Linked DNA regions of Homo sapiens: region 2 is linked to region 1. Evidence: chromatin contacts called from ENCODE Hi-C or POLR2A ChIA-PET data. All regions are on one chromosome and are shown on one strand. The core of a region is the stretch at or near the end of the contact, and the rest is flanking DNA. Distances in the headings are between cores, read along the strand shown.

Evidence for each region. Hi-C counts contacts between places; a loop is a spot of excess contacts on that map. ChIA-PET counts read pairs that join two places held with the same protein, here RNA polymerase II (POLR2A). Pooled maps may share reads with other maps.
Region 2: a loop to region 1 is called in a pooled map, with 2.9 times the contacts of the local background. The contact joins the enhancer-like site here to the promoter of GPR3 in region 1. A Hi-C loop is called at or near these places in 1 of 37 single-sample maps with no recorded cell type and 4 of 50 pooled maps. POLR2A ChIA-PET finds 5 or more read pairs at or near these places in 3 of 52 experiments (K562, activated B cell and naive thymus-derived CD8-positive, alpha-beta T cell).

What each region holds. Positions count from the first base shown.
Region 1 is chr1:27,389,492-27,394,409 of GRCh38, forward strand. GPR3 (G protein-coupled receptor 3) reads left to right here and starts at 3,131. Exons shown (of 2, transcript NM_005281.4): 1 at 3,131-3,246; 2 at 4,303-4,918. The coding sequence starts at 4,308. RefSeq lists enhancers at 1,747-2,283, 2,284-2,820, 3,358-3,893, 4,722-4,918 and a silencer at 2,835-3,334.
Region 2 is chr1:27,630,395-27,634,680 of GRCh38, forward strand. The region is part of intron 1 of FGR (FGR proto-oncogene, Src family tyrosine kinase); the gene reads right to left. Among named protein-coding and RNA genes, the nearest start is that of FGR, 2.6 kb to the right of the region's middle. RefSeq lists enhancers at 1,508-2,008, 1,517-1,566, 1,697-1,836, 2,237-2,286 and a silencer at 3,867-3,916. Within about 2 kb of position 1,302, at least 25 of the 41 ENCODE cell types and tissues checked have a DNase peak (open chromatin) inside an H3K27ac peak, as active enhancers do.

The DNA of each region.
Region 1 (4,918 bases), core at 1,881-4,380:
AGGAAGTTCATGACCAATACTTCAGTGGAAATGATGGTCTTCCGTGTCCTTCACCCTGGGAAGACAACAATACCTAAGACAGAAAACTAGTCAAAAAGTAGAAGACCACTCTGGATTTCATCTTTGTATTTAGAACCCATTTTGGGCTGGGCACAGTGGCTCATGCCTGTAATCCCAGCACTTTGGGAGGCCAAGGTGGGCAGATCACTTGAACCTACGAGTTCAAGACCAGCCTGGGCAATGTGGCGAAACCCTGTCTCTACAAAAATTACACGCCTTAGCCAGGCGTGGTGACACGTGCTTGTAATCCCAGTTACTGTGGAGGCTGAGATGGGAGGATTGCTTGAGTCCAAGAGGTTGAGGCTACAGTGAGCATTGATTGCACCACTACACTCCAGCCTGGGTGACAGACTGAGATCCTGTCTCAAAAAACAAACAAACGAAAAAAAAAGACAGAACCCATTTTGGTGGTGTTAAGACAACTGGCTTGGTTATGATTTATGATTCCTTGGATTATGCAAAGAAAAATTAATCCAAACACAGACTTGCAAGACATAAAAGAAAAAGACCTCAAGAAAACAGCTAAAGGAACTCAAGAACAGAATGACGACAGCCAGGGAGTCACAAGAGTGTGGTGCTGGTGCTGGCAAACAGGAATGGCTTTATCTGCAGCAATGGTGAAGATTTTTCACCAGAGGATCAATAAGCTACGAAAACTTAAAAAATATATAATTGCCATTCAGAGTAGTAGAAGATAGTCCCTGATACCCCCCTTTGATGCCAACCTCCCAGCAGCCTTCACCCATCGCAGAGACCAGAACTCTGTAGGGACCCAGCTCTGATGGGGGAGTAAATGGATCCCTGACCCTGAGTCTTGGGGCCCTGATGCCCTTGGATCCTCTCTCTGACACCCCCACCTTCCTGGGCACCAGGCATATTACTATTCTCTCTGTTTTCCTTTTTTCCTCTGGTTGTTCCCTTTTAGGTCAATCATCCAGTCCATGATTATTTCTTCAATACCCATTACATATCAGGCACTGTTCTCTAGCAGAAATGGGACATAGTCAGTATCCTCTTGGAGCTTAGATTCTAGTGGGGCTGACATGTAGTAAAACAAACAAACATGAATTCATTTATAATTTCAAGAGTGCTTCATCCTCCAAAAATGAATAAATCAAGAGAAGGGGAGGGAGAGTGATGGGGAGGCCAGTGGCGATCTGAGAGTTCAGAGCAGCCTGTTTCAGAAGTAATTCGGGAGCAGAGACCTGGATGAAGAGAAGGGTTGTTGTCAGAGGGGTCAGGTGCAAGAGCCCAGGAGGAGGAGCCCCTGAAGCCACTCCTCACTCTCTGCTCCCGCCCCTGGGTGACATTATTTACCCCTAAAACATCAGTTGCCACCTGCATGCCTACACCTCCCAGGTGTCCCTCATTATCCAGCTGTAACATTGATGGCCAATGGCAAGTAGAACCCACTCAACAACCCCATGAGGCCGGTACTAATATTATCCCTGTGTTTTAGATGAGGAAATAGGCACAGAGAGCTGAAGAAACTCTCCAAAGTCACCCAGCTAGGAAATGGAGAAACTGAGATTGGACACTTCCACCCCCTAAGCCCCCTAAACTCACCACATCCAACCTGAAATGAATCCTCTTCTCCAGCTCCGACCCCCTCCTCCTCCCATGTTCCCTGCCACTTGACCTTCTGCTGCCTCACACTCAAACCCAAAACCTGCCTGGTGGAGGCTGACCATGGGGGCTGCAGTGATGGTGCTGTGATGGGGGTGTCCAGTGGGGCCTGGGATCCTCAGGCCTCTTAACCTCATCTTCCCCTCCCACAGGCCTGCATGATTCCAGGGAGCATCAAGGCAAGAGACACAGGGAGAAGGAGCAGCCAGTCCCCCTGCCGCAGGACTGGCCACATCTGTCACATCTGGAGAAGTCTGCCCAGAGTGGTTCCCCTGGACTAAGGGCAGATGGCGTTGGGGAAGAGGGAGCTCTTTCTCCTTGCTCCACCCATCAGGATGCCTAAAATAGGAGGCTGAGAGGGGCCTGCCCTGAGGACTGAGCTGCCAGGCTTTCTGCTTCCAAGTTCTTCCCGGCTCCCCATCTCCTCCTGCTTCAGGGAAGTGCACCCCTCACCCCCTCCACGCTGGCTTTCTAGATACTGGAATAAATAATTCAGGTTTTGAAATCTTGCCAGGCCCACCCCTCCGGTGCTGTGAGGGCGCTATTGGGCTGACATGAGTGACGTCACCCAGCTCTTATCCCAGCCCCGGCATCACGGGACTTGCCCTGGCAGCAACTTACCTGCCTGGTCACTGTCAGTCCAGACCCTCTACCCTGTGCCCCTCACCCTGGAGCCCACTCACCACAGCCACCTGCTATCTTCGTTCCAGGGCCCCACAGTCCTCATGGCTTAGCATTGTCGCTTCAGTACCCCAGCCATTCTGACAGGGTAATGGTGACCTGAAGTCACCTGGACACTCCATGTTCCCAGGCCGCTGCCTCTGCCATCCCGGGGTCCCTGAACTCCCCCCTGCTGCATAGTCACCCTGACACTGCCATGGTTGCCCTGAGGGCTTCCCCTCTACCGTTAGCGTCCCACGGCCATCACCCCCCACCCCAAGATTCTGTCACCATGCTAATGTCGTCACTGCCACCCACCTCCCCGCTCCCTCGTGCTCCCTGTCATCGTCACCTCAGGGCCCCATCATCTTGGAAACCCTGTCATTCTCACCAGGGAAGCCCAACCAGCCCCATCACAAGCTCTTCCTTCGTCACCTGGATCTCGTCAGCCTCTCTGCCACCCAAGGGTCCCATCACCCCACAGCCTAGCCGGGCCCCCTTTCCACTCTTCCACCACGTTCCCTGCAGCCTCTCTGAGACTTCAAGGCTCTCGCACCGGCGCCTCTGAAACCCCCGGCCCGCAGAGGGCGCCGCGTCAAGGACAGCGCGGGCGGACTCGGGAGGGGGCGGGGCCGCAGCCACGGTCGCTTTTTATGAATGGGGGAGCGGGCGGTGCGAGGCCTTATTACTATGCCGCGCAACGCGCGCTGCGCCCCAGCGCGCCGCGCCCATTGGCTGATCGGACCGCTGACGTCACCGAACCGGTGGCCGGGGGCGGGGCGGGGTGACTCACGCCGCTTCTCCCGCGGCCGCGGGGGCTTCTCGGGGTCCACGCACGCCCTGCGCCGCCAGGACCCGAGCGGAGCCTCCCCGCGGCCCGGCCGCGCCTGGTCCTGAGCGGTGAGTAGCGGGCCCCGCCGCGGGCACCAGGGGTCCTGAAGGGCACGCAGGATGCTGGGGCACTGGGCCGGCGGAAGGCTCCTAGTGGCCGGCCGGGGTTCGAGTTCGAGGTGGGAATTCTGGGTTTAGGCGATTCTGGGTTAGCAGGCTTGGGCCCAAGTGCTCGAGTGCTGGGGTTGAGTTGGATGACCCGGCGAAGGGTAAGCATTCCTGCAGGGACCCGAGGCCCTGGAGGGACTGATGGTCATCTGAGGTTAAGCCGGCAGGAGGCGTCTGGGGCAGGGACCCAGGGGTCCGAACAGCAGGAGGTGTCCAATTTAGGAATCCAGGTATCCAGGCAGGAGGCAGAGTCAGGCCCAAAATCCAGGTGTCCGGGCAGAAGGAGGCATCTGACTCAGGGATCCAGTCTTCCAGCAGGGGGGTCTGCCCAGAGACCTAGAGATTCAGGCGGAAAGAAGGGTCCAGCCAGGAACAGAAGTCTGGGAGGGTGGGGGGTGGGGGGCTGAGTTCCCAGGTGTTACCGCGGGAGTGCGGGGTGATGGCTGGCGGGAGCTTCACGCGCATTCCCTGGGGGCGGAGTCTAAGGCTGGCAGTACTGAAAATCGTGAGGGGTCTGGGAGCCTCAGGCACGAGCTAGCATCATCATCTCTGATGGGAGGGAGCGGAGCTGCTCAGTCTCCCTGATGGGGTAGATGTTTCCCTACCCCAATCTTGAGCCTTCGGGGGCATCCCCTGGATCCTATGGCCCTCTTCCACTTATAGTACCCCTTCTTCTGTCTCTCCTCTGGTCACACACGTGGGAAAAAGAGACCTGCAGGACCTAGGACAGGGATCCCCAGGAAGAGACCCCTGTTTAGAGGCCTGGGGGCATTGGAGGGGACAGCGGTATCCTGGGAAGAGCCCCAGGGCATGAATGTGGGGATAAGGCATTGGGACCCTATCAGGTATCCTGAGGAGAGACTCCCACCACGTATCCTGAGAAGCACCTCACCCCCTCCAGACCCCAACTCCCATCACCCAGCTTGGTCAGCTTCTCACAAGGCCTTTCTCCTGCAGGTACCATGATGTGGGGTGCAGGCAGCCCTCTGGCCTGGCTCTCAGCTGGCTCAGGCAACGTGAATGTAAGCAGCGTGGGCCCAGCAGAGGGGCCCACAGGTCCAGCCGCACCACTGCCCTCGCCTAAGGCCTGGGATGTGGTGCTCTGCATCTCAGGCACCCTGGTGTCCTGCGAGAATGCGCTAGTGGTGGCCATCATCGTGGGCACTCCTGCCTTCCGTGCCCCCATGTTCCTGCTGGTGGGCAGCCTGGCCGTGGCAGACCTGCTGGCAGGCCTGGGCCTGGTCCTGCACTTTGCTGCTGTCTTCTGCATCGGCTCAGCGGAGATGAGCCTGGTGCTGGTTGGCGTGCTGGCAATGGCCTTTACCGCCAGCATCGGCAGTCTACTGGCCATCACTGTCGACCGCTACCTTTCTCTGTACAATGCCCTCACCTACTATTCAGAGACAACAGTGACACGGACCTATGTGATGCTGGCCTTAGTGTGGGGAGGTGCCCTGGGCCTGGGGCTGCTGCCTGTGCTGGCCTGGAACTGCCTGGATGGCCTGACCACATGTGGCGTGGTTTATCCACTCTCCAAGAACCATCTGGTAGTTCTGGCCATTGCCTTCTTCAT
Region 2 (4,286 bases), core at 52-2,551, 240 kb after region 1:
AGTGTATTTTATGTGTGGCTCAAGACAATTTTTCTTCTTCCAATGCGGCCCAGGGAAGCCAAAAGATTGGACACCCCTGCAATAACGTGTGTCTCTTAAGGAGCACCTAGTGTTCTCAGCCCTGTGCCTCATGCTCTAAATCCTTGATACAGCAGGCAGGGCGCAGGTGGGGGGAGGGAGGGGCGCAGGAGAGAGAGAGAGAGAGCCATATCTGCCCAGATTTTCTCAGGCAGTCGCTGAATCTGAAGAAGCCAGGTCTCTCTTTTCTCAGCACTGAACTTCGCTGCCTGCTAATACCAGAAAGGGGGCAGCTCAGAGAGTAGCCACAGCATCATTCTGGGCACTTGGTTCTGTTTATAAATATGTCTCTTGAACATCTGGTTTACAGGAGTCGCCTCCGAGATCCCCATCAGGGTCAAAATCAGGTTACAAGTATCAAACTGAGGTCCAACCCTGGACCGCAGTGCTCCTCACTTCAACATCTGCCCTGTGGCCCTCCCCAGCTCCATTCTTCAGTAGCTCTATGACCTTGGATCTTTGACATAAGCCTCTGAGCCTTAGTTGTTGCATCTGCACCTTCTGAGTAGTTGTTGTGAGGGCTTCATGACATGTGGCTCTTGCCCGATGTGCAGTGGCCAAGTGTGACCAATAACCAAAACCAGAATGGCCCCCAGGGACCATTTACCACTCCACCTTCTCTTTTGCATAGGGGGAAGTTACTTTCCCAGGATCACACAGCCAGACAAGGGATTCAAAGTCAGGACTATTAATTCAAGTCCAGAGTTCTGTTCCCTCCCCCACTGCTGTGTTCTCCAAAGCCTGAGCAGGAGATCATGCTGTTCCTAACTAGTGAATGTCATACTTCCGGTCGAACACACCACCCCTGTCATATGGCAGCTGGTCACCCAGCAGGGAGGGACCCTGCCTCCCACTCACCCCTACTGCTGGACATAGGAACCCCAGGTCCACCCATCCTTTTTCGAGGCCCACACTTCCCAAAGCTATGCCAGTTCTTTGATGTAGACACAGGATGTCCTGCCCCCGCAACCCTCACCAAGTATCTGTGGGATCTAGAGGCAGATTTAGGCTCAAATTCTAGCCTGCCTGACAACTAGCTTAAGGCATTGGGCAAGTCAGTTCATCTCCCTGAGCGGCAGCATCTTTGCCTATAAAATAAGAATACAAATGTCCACCTCCTGGGGTTGCTTCTCAGCATCAAATGGGGTCACATCACTGAAAGCATCAGACATACAGTAAGTGCCCAGTGAACTTTCACTTCCCTCCTTTCCCTTGAGGAAGGTCCTCCGTGGCAGTGACGGTGTGGGACCAGAGGGTACAGAACTGGGCAGGGCTGAGAAGAAAGAGAAGTTCCCAGGGTGAGGTGAGAGGGCTGAGCTGGCCCAGCCGCCTGGGGGATTTCATCAAAAGGGAACCGGGACTTTGGGCAGGGGCAGGAAACCACCATCCTGCAAGAGTTCCGGCTTCTCCTCCAGGCTCTGGGCTGGCCGGGGGCAGGCCAGGGCTGGAGGGTCAGGGAGCAAGGCTGAGGTCTGCAGGTGACTCCCATCCCACTGTGCCGCATCTCTCACTAGGCCCTATCCCTCAGACCGGGCGGGCTTCCATCCCTCACCCTCAGTCCTCTCACCGAGACCCTCCACCTGGCTGAATGCCAGTGCCTTTGCTGAGGCCCCCACTGCTCATTAACTCCCTTTCTTTCTTTCTTTGTTCTTCTTCTTCTTCTTCTTCTTTTTTTTTTTTTTGAAACAGTGTCTCATTCTGTCGCCAAGGCTGGAATGCGATGGTTCGATCTCGGCTCACTGCAACCTCTGCCTCCCGGGTTCAAGCAATTCTCCTGCCTCAGCCTCCTGAGTAGCTGGGATTACAGGCGTCTGCCACCATGCCCAGCTAAATTTTTGTATTTTTAGTAGAGATGGGGTTTAGTCATGTTGGCCAGGCTGTTCTTGAACTTCTGACCTCAGGTGATCCACCCACCTCGGCCTCCTAAAGTGCTGGGATTACAGGCGTGAGCCACCGTGCCCTGCCTTCATTAACCCCCTTTCATCTCACACCATCCTTTCTTGAGGCCTCGAAACTGCCTCCTGAAGAAGACATACCCACCCAACCCTGTCTGACTCCACCACCACCGTGGTGAGGCCAGGTGTGTGCAGGATCGGGGGTGGCCTTTACCCTCCATGTGGTCCCGAGGCCATTAGCAGTTTTTTCCACTTCTTGTGGGTAAAAGTGGTTTTCCACCTGTTGCTGAAAACCACCCACCAGCCTCTAAAACACAGCTCTTTAGATGCCATCTGGCCTGGGACTCAGGATTTTCAGGAGATGGAAGCCATGGCGGCGGGGGGCGGGGGTCCAGGGGCAGCCAAGGGATGGGAGTCTAGATTTCACAGTGTGGCCAGACAGGAAGCCCCCTCCCTGGTCCCTCAGGGGAGTGGGGCGGTGAGGGGGACATCCTGCCTTTTCCCACCTTAGGTCAGCCCAGTCTGCTCTGCGTGGGAAGAGCCCTGGCCCCTACTTCCCCAGCTCTGGGGTTCCCTACCCAGCCTCCTGAGGTCTGGCCACTTCCTTTGCCACATCAGCCCCAGGTGGCTGCAGAGATCACCCAAACATCCACTCATATGCTCAAGGGTTCATGCTCATTCACTCAGAGCCCAAAACATACAAACACTCACACCCTCACTGGAGGAGGGTGTGAGAGCACCTACTCACTGGAACAGGAAGTAGTCATGAAGCCCCTAAACCCCACACCCTCCTCCCCGGAGGGTACATGAAACTTGGTAGGGATGAGGTAAGGATTCAGGCCTCAGCTCAGGCTACATCAGAGACGAGATGTCCTGGAATTCTGGTCCCTACTGTTGGCCCTGCAGGTTGCCAACTCCCAAACCTCCATCTTCCCATCTGTGAAGTGGGAACAGGGTCCTGCTCTCCCATCATCACCACAGTCGGAAGGATGCCAAGGACATCAGGGCCCCTGAGAGTACACACCCGAGGGGCGGCCAACTGGATGCAGCACCAGAGAGGGTGTGAGACAGATTTTAACTCTGCTGACCTCCCCAGTATGGGCTCTCATCAGAGCCATAAACTATTTAGACGCCAACTGTGTGCTGGTCCCTGGAGGCCCTGTCAGTGAGAGCCGGGCAGTCTGGTCCCCCTCCATGCTTTTTGTTGTTGTTGTTGTTTACAGACAAAATCTCACTCTCTCATCCAGGAGCTCTCACTGCAGCCTTGAACTCGTGGGCTCCAGCGATCCTCCGGCCTCAGCCTCTGGAGTAGCTGGGACTACAGCAGGTGCCACCACTTCCAGCCTTCTGGCTAACTATATTTTTTTGTAGAGACAGGACGGGGGTCTCCCTGTGCTGCCCAGGCTGGCCTCCTCTGCATGTTTTTGAGAAGGTGAAGGGGAGGCTCGCTGAGTCAGGGATAGCCCTTAACCCTTCAGGACACTCAGCAAAAACTGCTTTCTGCACCTGATTCTCGTGGGGGAAGAGTGGACACAAGGATCATTTCTCACCATAGTTCAGATGAGGAAAGTGAGGCCCAGAGAAGCCCTGTAACTTGCCCACAGTCACACAGCAATTAAGGGCCCAGTCTTGCTAAGAACCCAGGTCTCTCAAACAGCAGATCCTCCACCCCAGGATCCCTGAACACAGCGGCATCGCCTCCTACCTCGGTCGGGAAGCCCACCCCCCACCCACCAGACCGAGGATTCCAAAAGGGGGCGAAGGCGGAGAGCAAAGGGGGCTGCGCCCACCCGGAGCCCCGCGGCGGCCCAGCGCGGCCCGCCCTCTCGTTGCCTTGGAGGCAGCCCCTGCGGGCACTCGCGGTCAAAGGCAGGATTTCCGTCGGGGCGGCAGCAATTCCCGGATCCAGCGGGGAGCGCGGGCCGAGACCGCCGCGGGCGCGGAGGGGGCGCCCGGAGAGGCCTGTCCCTGCCGAGGGCGGGGACTTCCCCAGGAAGCGGGGACCCACGCCTCGCGCGCCCGGCAGGAGTCCCCTGCAGCCCGGAACCTACCGCAAGGGCGGGCCGAGAGGGTCGCGGGGCCGCGGTCGCGGCCGCTAACGTTACCCTGCGGGCTGTGGGCTTCACCCCGACTTCGGCCGGCTCGGAAGAGGGGAACTTCCTGGACCCGCAATTGCACCCCAGGTTCTCCGTCCTCCAGAAGTCGTTCTCCTCAACCCCCTTCCCGCCAGCTCCCTCTCCTGTTCCCTCCAGCACCCCCACCCATTTCCCCTCTCCTGGACCCATCAGACCCGTCGGCTTCTCCCCAAAGTCC